Regions from separate parts of the Homo sapiens genome. Here region 1 is linked to region 2. Evidence: read pairs that join two places in POLR2A ChIA-PET (ENCODE). Cell type or tissue: MCF 10A. All regions are shown on one strand.

The links. Peaks named below come from ENCODE experiments on the same cell type or tissue, not always from the same donor. Only the 100,000 strongest peaks of a DNase experiment are listed, where the experiment ranks them.
Region 1: POLR2A ChIA-PET joins it to region 2 with 6 read pairs; 2 of 35 experiments call an interaction of 5 or more read pairs at or near these places.

Annotation. Positions count from the first base shown.
Region 1 is chr4:24,155,235-24,160,234 of GRCh38, forward strand. It overlaps a transcript of PPARGC1A not described here. Among named protein-coding and RNA genes, the nearest start is that of PPARGC1A, 270 kb to the left of the region's middle. In MCF 10A, no CTCF peak of the experiment used is centred here; a DNase peak (open chromatin) is centred at 2,997.
Region 2 is chr4:24,207,750-24,212,749 of GRCh38, forward strand. LOC124900679 (a long non-coding RNA gene) reads left to right here and starts at 222. Exons shown (of 2, transcript XR_007058075.1): 1 at 222-298; 2 at 1,314-1,528. It also overlaps a transcript of PPARGC1A not described here. In MCF 10A, no CTCF peak of the experiment used is centred here; DNase peaks (open chromatin) are centred at 2,382 and 2,882.

The sequences.
Region 1 (5,000 bases), 53 kb before region 2:
ATGCTTAAGATCTTAAGGTGCATTTGAGAAACAAATCAATCTGTGAAGTATTTATAAGAGGGACATACTATGGATCTAACACTCCCTGTCAAAAAGACAAGCAGAGGGCTGGGCACAGTGACTTGTGACTGTAATCCTAGCACTTTGGGAGGCCGAGGTGGGTGAACAGCTTGAGCCCAAGAGTTGGAGACCAGCCTGGGCAACATGGCAAAGCCCTTTCTCTACAAAACGTAGCGTGCACCTGTAGTCCCAGCTACTCAGGAGGCTGAGGCATGAGGATTGCTTAAGCCCTGGTAATCAAGGCTGCAGTGAGCCAAGATCTCACCACTGCACTCCAGCCTAGGCAATACAACAAAACCCTGTCAAAAAAAAAAAAAATACAAGAGGAATATGATCATTATGTTTAACTTCCTGTGCCCTCATGAAGCTTGTGGTTTAGCTGCAAACAAAAAACACACAAACACTGAGGCAAGTATGACCTAAGGTCCAGTGGAAACTAGAGTGAACATTACTCTAGGTTTGACATGGACTGAGCAGGTTCCCTGGATATGGAATTTTCTGTGCTAAAACCAGGGAAGTCCTGAGCGAACCATAATGAGTTGGTCACCCAAGTGGGCAGATGCAAGTTACAAGATCCACAAGAGATCCAAGAAAGGAACTAGCAAGCACTAGGATCTCTATAATTGGGGGTGGGTCCATGCAAAATGAGAATGTATAGACCCCTATACCCAGCTGTTTTCTTTCTTCCTGTTGCTATGATTATTAATATTTTTTGAAATAAGATCCACTCATCATAAAACTCAAATTTGAACAGGACCCTTAGCTTTGAATATGAACCCTGGCTTTCTGTTTTTCTCATTTTGGAGATGGATAAACTGAGCCCCAAAGACAGGTTAAACAACTTGTTCAAATCAACGACACAGCTGGAAATAAAACCCAGTTTCTTTACCTCCTGGTTCAGTATGTATTTTGGGATATATAACACAGGCTTCAAACAGTGTTTAAGTTCTATTTAACCTTAGTGGGGAATATTCCAATTAACATATCCACCCCCGGGTGTTTCTCCCAGTTGAAATTTTCTTCCTTTTTAGTAAACTGAAGCAGACACTCCCCCACCCTCCCCACTTGCTATTTTTTTTTTTCTTACTAAAGCTGGCAAGTGTTAGTGTCTTCTTTGGTGCCTGCTCAATTCAACTCAACAGAAGCTTGAAATGTATTCCATTTTTTGGTAACAGTTAGGAAAGGACTGTCAAGGGGTGGAGAAGATCAATCACTCGTGGAAAATGCTAGGTGTCCCATTATGGTATGATAAGTTCAGCTGCAGAGTATATGCATTTTTTTGCTCTCTGAATAAATGGCAGAAGTCAGTTCTCCATAAATTCAAAATGTATATGAGAACATGAAATCATATTTTAAGTGGATTTCACAATTGCTCCTCTTTATCATTCTAAATACCAAAGATTAAGCTTGCCTCTTGGCTGTTGCGGTCTTTTCTCTCTCTCTTTTTTTTTTTTTTTTAACTTTTGTTTAATCAGATATGAATACTGGTTGGTGGCTTTTATTGTTCAGAACTACCTGAAAGGGAAAGAGAGAAAATGAACTCTGCCTGCTGCCTCCATTCCAAACAATGTTTATTTTCATTATAACTCTTCCTGGCCTGTTTCAAAATGGCATTGTTACCCAAATGGTGTTGCTGACCAAAATACCTTTTTACTAAGCTAATCCACAGTTCCCATCCCTTCGCTACTTTGATACAAGACACTCATTTTTCTCCTTCAAATTTAATTTATTCAAGGATACCACATAGAGGCTGTATAGGGTTGTGGTTAAGGACCCACATGCTGGAGCAAAAATCTCTGGGTTCAAATCCCAGCAATATTACTTCTTAGCTGCATAAACTTGGCCAAGTCATTTCACTTTTCTGTTTCTGAAAAATAAAAGATGGCAGATCCTCTGATCATCATCCATTTTGTTCCCAAGAAAAGTCGCCCTGAACCACATTCCCAGGCCATCATGGGTCAACTGCTCTGCAGTTAAGATTCAGCTCTCAGCATCTTTAATCCTTTGTTTATTTTTCTTCTCTGAATCGATCTGCAAAGCTCTTCATCTTCTAATAGTGTCAGCCTCTGGGGGACTCCTTCAGAATCTCCTTGGTGTGCTCCATTTTCTCTTCCTCCAAACATCTTCTCAACTCCGTCTTTATTCTCTTCCTAGAAAATCTCACCTGAGCATTAAATAATATCCTACATGTATATCTCTAACAGTGATTTTTTTCTCTGAACTCCTGCATATCCTATCTGCCTCTTCCTGGATGAGTAGTTGAACTTGACCACAAGTGTCTCCCTGAATATGCACCTCCCCAGCTTCTTCCTAACTCAATAAACAGCATGCCCATCCATCCTGTTGTTCATGCCCAAAGCCGAGGAGTCAGTCCTGTTTTTTCTCTTTCCTTCACCCTCCCAAATCCATATTCCAAGAGCTCTGCTTCCAAAACCTGTCCTGATCCAACCCCATCTTTCCATTTCTATTCCCACCATTGTTGATTTGGTCTGAATCTTGGCGGCATCCTTCTAACTGGTCTCCCTGCTTTGATTATTGCCCTCATCCCCCACCCCACAATTCTCCCTCTCTACTCTGCAGCCAGAAAAGTCAGAAAAAATAAAAAAGCAAATTAGATATCACTTTTCAATTTAAAAAACCACTCCCCCAACCCCTTACCCTTCCAACACACACTGTCTTCCTTTTACATGTAGAATAAACTCTTCTTTACCAAGGCTTAGGAATGCCGCCATGATCTAGCCCCTGCCCACCTCCCCACTTTTCCTTCCCCCCTCCCTCCTATGTTCACTACACTCTCCAACCCTTTTTGTTTTTCAAATGCTCTAAGCCCATCTCTACTTTGTGAGAGATCTTTGCAATAGTTATTGCCTCTGACCAGAATATTCTCCCTCCCCTCCCATCATTCAGGTTGCCCAATAGACATCTCCCCAGGGCAAATTCCCTGCTGTTCTACCATGAGAACCTCATCATCAGTCACTTTCTCTCTCATTATCCTGCTTTGCTTTTGTCAGACTTCATTGCCAACCAAAATATTATTTTCTTTGTCACTCATTTATTATCTGTCTTCCGCCAAACTCCACAAGAGCAGGGACCTTGTCTAGCTCACTGTCCCAAGCTCAACATTAAAACAAGATCAGGCATATGTCATGCTCTCCGTTAGTATTTGTTGAATCTCTAAATGGCCAACTTTTAAAATCGCTCACTTCCCTGAATTCATCCACATTGCACTGGTGAGCTTTTACAGGCCTAGATAATTATATTGTAATTAGTCTGAAAGAAAGGCATTTAAGTTATAAGTTAACAAGCAGATGAATGACTGTTCTGAGGACACTGACCAATTCCTCATTATCTCTGGAGTAAAATAAACAGGCAGAAGCTGGCTTAAATTGTTGTGGAACAGCTTGAATTGCTGTAAGGAAAATCTTTTTGATTTTGAGGGTCATGAATAATTGAGAAAGGCTATAAAGAAAGGTGTCAGTACTTGATTCCTAAAGCACTTAGCAACCAATAGCCAGTTATTTGCCTTAGATGCTTCAGTAATTTGTTAATTTATTGCCATTTATTAACGTGTTATATAACCTAGAATATATATAATATTTCAATCACTCTAAAATATACCTTTTCCTACATCTTATCACCTCTGATATCAGAAAGTATCTTACAACTGATAACAGCGCATGATAGTTGAACTGACAGCAGTTTCTTAGTGGTATGTACAATAACGGTACTTAATATATTGCATCTTAGACTCGATAAAGTATAATAATTTATGATATCACATTTGCTGAATGCTGGCTTTGGACAAGCATTTATAAATGTTGTCTTATTTGTTAATCCTTACAATCAGCCTATATGATAAATAATATCAGACCTATTTTATACATAAGAAACTAAGGATCAAGGAAATTAACCTTTTTTTTTTTTTTTTTTTTTTTGAGATGGAGCCTCGCTCTGTTGCCAGGCTGGAGTGCAATGGTGCAATCTTGGCTCACTGCAACTTCCGCCTCCTGGGTTCAAGCAGTTCTCCTCCCTCGGCCTCCTGAGTAGCTGGGATTATAGGCATGCACCACCACCCCTGACTAATGTTTGTATTTTTATTACAGACAGGGTTTCACCATGTTGGTCAGGCTGGTCTCGAACTCCTGACCTCGTGATCTGCCTTCCACAGCCTCCCAAAGTGCTGGGATTACAGGCGTGAGCCACTGCGCCCGGCCGAGATTAAGTAAATTTTCTAAAGTCACATAGCTTATAAATGCTAAAGCCCATGATTTAATCCAGATCTATCTGACCTCCAAACCAATTCTCATCACCACTTTCCTATAATAGTTATTGTTAAATTAAATTAGGTTTTGTACATAAAATGCAAATGCCCATCACAAACAAGTCACATAGTAGGTTTTCAACTCATGTCAGTTCCCTTCCTCTCTGTGAGTTTACATGTGCCTGAATGTACAAGCATCAGCTGTGCTCTGATTCCATGTTTTATATAAAACTTCTTAGAGGGCAAGCTTTGGCAGTCAGAATTTGAGGTCTGGCTTTTGAAAATATCTGAGCCCCTATCAAAGGCAGCAAATTAGCTGGGAAGTCAGTGGGACCATATAGTGATCACACTGCTGAAAGGCCACTCCCTGATGAGCAAGAGAGAGCAAAGCAGCCAAATTAACTCTCTGCCTAAGTCCTGACTAGTGGAACACTAACAAGATTAGACTTTGGAAGTAGGCAGGACAAATCTACTATACCAAGTGAGGTAGAGCACTGTGGGAAATTCAGTGGTTTTCAAGTCTGACAGTCTCAAACTCAAATCCCAGCTCTCCTTCTCAACCACCTGACCCACTTAACCTCTCTGGATTTTAGACCTCTAATCTCTCAGTCAGAAGAGGTACTTCTTTCTCTGCAGGGTTGCAGTAAGGAATTGTTCATTTCACAAATATTCATCGAGA
Region 2 (5,000 bases):
GCCACAAAAGTGTTCTAATTTTTCTAAAACTAGCCAGAGGAAATAAGGAATAAATAAAAAACCTGAAACCATATAAACAAAGTTGCATTAAGAAATAGAATTCAGGAAAATACCATGACAACAGTCATCACAGTCAAATCTAATGGAACAATTAGACAATTCTGATTATTAAGTTTCTGCCCTTCCATTGGCTAGATAAAATTTTGAAGAATTCCCATGAGCTTCAAGTCATAAGAAAGAAGTTTGGGGCTGGGTGCAGTGACTCACACCTGTAATCCCAACACTTTGAGAAGCTAAGGTGGGAGGGTCACTTGAGACCAGGAGTTTGAGACCAGCCTGAACAATATAAAGAGACCCTCTCTCTAGAAAAAAAAATGTTAAAAATTATCTGGGCGCATTGGTGTGCACCTGTAGTCCCAGCTACTAGGGAGGTTGAGATGGGAGGAGCATATGAGCCTTGGAGTGTGAGGCTGCAGTGAGCTATGAACATCCCACCAAACTCCAGCCTGGGTGACAGAGACCCTGTCTCAAAAAAAGGGAATGGAAGGGAAGGGAGAAGGATGGAAGGAGGCAGGGAGGGAGGGAAGGAGAGAGGAAGGGAGAAGTTCGAACTGCCTTCCCTCCATGGTAGAAGTGAATATACTCATTCATTGCCCTGGCTGCATGGGATAAAGTGGACAGGAGAACTTCTAGGGGCATTACCTAGCCAGGGCCACTATGTGTGATAGTAAAACAGACCAAAACAGACAGTGATCTCACAGTTTTGATGGTTACATGGAAAAATACACACGTTTACTGACTCATAACAAATAATTACTGAGTACCCATTATATGTCAGACTGAACTAGGCAATAAGGACCAAAAGACAAATCAGGCAAGTCTGGTCCCTGCTTCATGGAATCTGCAATCAAACTCACCAAACTCAGAAAAAAAATATATATATATATATATATTCATATTTATATTATATATTACAGTAATACGTATAATTCATCCAGTGCTTACTATGTGCCAGGCAAAAGTGTTTTATGTTATTATCCTCATAATCAAAATAATAGCTACTACTAAGAGCTAGGAACAGTCATTGTGTTAAATATTGCAACTCTATAATGAGAGTGTTTTCTTCTTTATGCTTTATCAGCACTTTGTGATGGGAAGAGTTGCTTAGAGAGGTAGAGGGAATTGTTCAAAGGTCACAGATAATAATGGCAGAATGCAGATTTGAATACAGATATACCTAATTCTAGAACCCATGCTCTTAGCTACCAAGCCCACTATACCCCACAATGCACCATTATGGTCTTCCACACTAGGCCTTGTCGAAGTCATCGGCAGTGAAGAATGAGATGTTAAAATCAGATGTGATATGCATGGGGACAGGAGCCATTCAAAGGCCGGTTTCATCACTGAACAGCTAGACCTCCGTTCTGGTTGGCCAACCTCAGGAGCTGATGGATACAGGTTGGAACCAAGCCCAGGGGTCCTCCGGAAGAATCTAAAACAGGCAAAATAAAATGTCTTCCAAACAGGTGCTGCCTGATGACTTCTTCTTTGGGCATCAGCAAGGAGGAGGAGAACATTCCTACTGATTACCCTAAAGCAGTTGCTCCCAACACAGGGAAATTTTTCTCCCTGTTCCTCAGCAGAGGACATTTGGCAATATGTGGAGACATTTTCAGTTGCCACAGCTGTGCATAGGCTGCTACTGACATTTAGTAGGTTGAGGTCAGAGATCCCACTAAACATCCTACAGGGCACAGCACAGCCCCTCATAATAAAGAATTATCTGGTCCAAAATGTGAATAGTGCTACTGCTGAGAAGTCCTGCCCTAAAGTATCCTGTGCTAGCTAGTAGATTTTTCTATGAGCTGTAGGCATGAACCTGTGCCCCTAACTTGCCAAGAAAGGAGCATTGCCTAGATTGTAGTCTACAAAATGGGGTACAGAAAGAAAACAGTGTGTCTTCCATTCATATCTCTGCATCTTAATGTTCTTATTTCATGTGTATGCTTTATTATGCTCATAAAGTAATAGTACAATAGTACATGCATACAATTTGTATATAAACAAATACACATTTATTGGAGGTATATGCTCAGAAAAGTTTACTGATAGGAGCACATAATCAGAGAATGCTGGAAATCATTAGACTAGAGAAAGGACTATTGATTTAAACTCAAGGAGATCTAAGATCAAATCCCCAACTTAGCTTCTAATTAACCTTGGTTTAACCATCTGTAAAACGGGAAGAAGAACAGTCATCTCTCAAGATTGTATGACAAATCAAATTCAATTATGTACTAAACACCTAGCACATAGTAATTGCTCAATAAATGCTCACCTCCTTCACCCTCTCCTCCCCTCCTTGTCCTAGGTTTGAGGACTCTGAACAAGGTCAAAAATTCTCTGTCCTGAGTGTCATCATCTGCAATCTAATTATGAATGTTCCACCTACTTTACAAAGTTGGCATGAAGGATTAAATAAGATCACTGGTATTAAAGTGCTACCAAAAATACAAAGGATTTATAAATATAAAGTTGTTTTCTTAAATAGAGATCATACCACCTTTTATTAAGGTATTCCTGATAATCACTTCTTTGCCCAATTTGGAAACTCAAAGGCTAACATTCTAAAAGGAAGGAGCTTGAGTAAAATAAACGCATGTGGCTTTTATTTTCTGCTTACCCTATTTCACCATCTTAGCTGAGAAAGTACTTAAATATTGCAAAATCAGGAATTTCAACAGTGATCTATCCAATTAATCAGCATAGTGTTTTGTTATTTTTTTCCCTGGAGGGAATTGATTCACAGTCTGTGAAAACACATTGCATCACACACTGACCACGCAGAGGGGCACAGACGCTGGGCACCTCCTGGACTGTGCTGACGTCAAATTGCAAGGGCATGTGGCCCCGTGCACTCCCAGATCAGCACAATTCTCCCACCCACTTATGGTCTGGGATTCATGCTTGATCATCTACAATTCCAAGTGCGTATTTTTAAACTTTTGAAAATGAAGTGTGTTCATGCAAGCACTCTCCAGAAAGGTCAAAAGCAGGCGGGAGCTGCGGCGCCTTCAACGGAGGGCACTGTACTCCTGGAACCTCTCCCAGTGGGAGCCTAGGAGATGCAGGGAGCTCAACCCCAACCTAGATTTCTCTGGCATTTTCTGACTCTCTCTCCTCACTCTCCCTAATAGAGTTAATAACAATAATAGCTCACCATTTTAAAGCACTTCAGATTTTTTAAAACTGTAATGAATATTATCTCCTTGATTCTTTGAATTGCAGTTGCTTACTTACTTACTTGTATCAACCACTCTAGACGCTGAACTTCTTAAGGGCACAGGCAAGAACTTTTTCATGTCTTGTTATTCCCAGAGCCTGCCTAGCACGTGCATGGCTCATAGTAGGTGCTTAATATTCATTCCTTAAACTCGTGACTAGATGAAAAAATATTATCATCCTCTTCTAAACAATGAGAAACCTGAAATTCAAAGATATTAAGCCGTGTGCCCAAAATATGCATTTATAAGTTACAAAGACAGTTCTGAACTCGTTTTCCGATCTCAATTTCACCAGAGACTTCAATATAGAAGGTAATTCTTACCTAAGTGAGGTAACTAGAAAGGAAGCTGAATGTCACTCCCCTGAGTGCAGCAATGAAGGAGCTGCCAGGATACAGAAGGGGACACCAACAGAACCAGCAAATTTACTAAGGCCAATTCCCTTTTCTTGTGTCCCCAGCTTCGTCCTACATAGACAGGTGTATCTGCCCTATGTGCGTGCATGGCTAGTATATCTAAGAAAAGGTAAGTTGGACCCTGAACTTCACCTTGATTCAGAATCTGATACCATATTGGCCAGATCTCGAGATCTGGAGTGAGATGGACTGGGATGGAATCCAAGCTCAGCCACTTATAAACGTAGGTCCCTTGGGCAAGTTGCTTAACCATTTTGTCCCTCCATCTCATCTGTAAAATAGGGAAATTAACACAGCTTACTTCATAGAGATGTTGTAACAATTAAATGAGTCCATACATTTTTAAATGAGCAAAACAATAATAAGTATATGGCTGTAGTGTACTAACAAATATTAGCTATAATTTTTCTTGCACAGGTATATTCTACCTCCACGATGCTATTTCCTACTGTTTCATCGCCTAAGCCAGCCAATGTCTTATCATCACTCTCTGGGTTATTCCAAAGGCTTCCTAACTAGATTCCTCGTCTATTGGCTCACCGTTCCCCAACACGTCTTTCTACGCCCTTTCTACAACTTCATCTGATCATGTGACTCACTTGCCTGCATACTCATGGCTTCCCCACATCCTGGAGGATGCCGTCCAAACTCTTTCATATAATCTTCAAGACGTTTCTTGATGTAAGTCCAACTTCTCACTCAAACCACATCTCTCATGTCTTTCCTAGGCTCTACTTTGATCTTCGAGCACAATCCATATAAAATCAAAGCAGCATTGTTTACCGATCATGCAGCTTTGATATCTGCACATCCTATAAAAACATTCTAGGTGCTGAAAGAAATGTTCATGAATTAACTTCATACCATAACTGACTATTGAATAATGTCATAATTAAGGGCCTGAGCTTTGGTAATAGGCAGATTAAAGTTTCAGTATCAACTCTGACATGTATTAGCTGTGTGATCTGGGACAAGTTACTTAACCTCTCTGAGTCTCTAGCTGCATTTCTTCACTTGTAAAATGCAGATAATTTTCTATTTTCCAAAGTGTCATGAGAATTAAATGGAATAATGTATTCTAAGTATTTATAACAATGCCTGGTGCCTGGTATACTCTCAAAAATGGCAGCTAAAACTAAAATCCTCTAGTGTACATCAACAGTAAAAAGGCTTATGGTGATAATTGGGCAACTTGTTGGGGATCCTGGAGCCAACTTGCATAACAAACTAAGCCCCCTAATGTGTAAGCCCTCAGCGAGAACCACAAGGCCTGCTTCTAGAAAAGCCAGCAAGCATC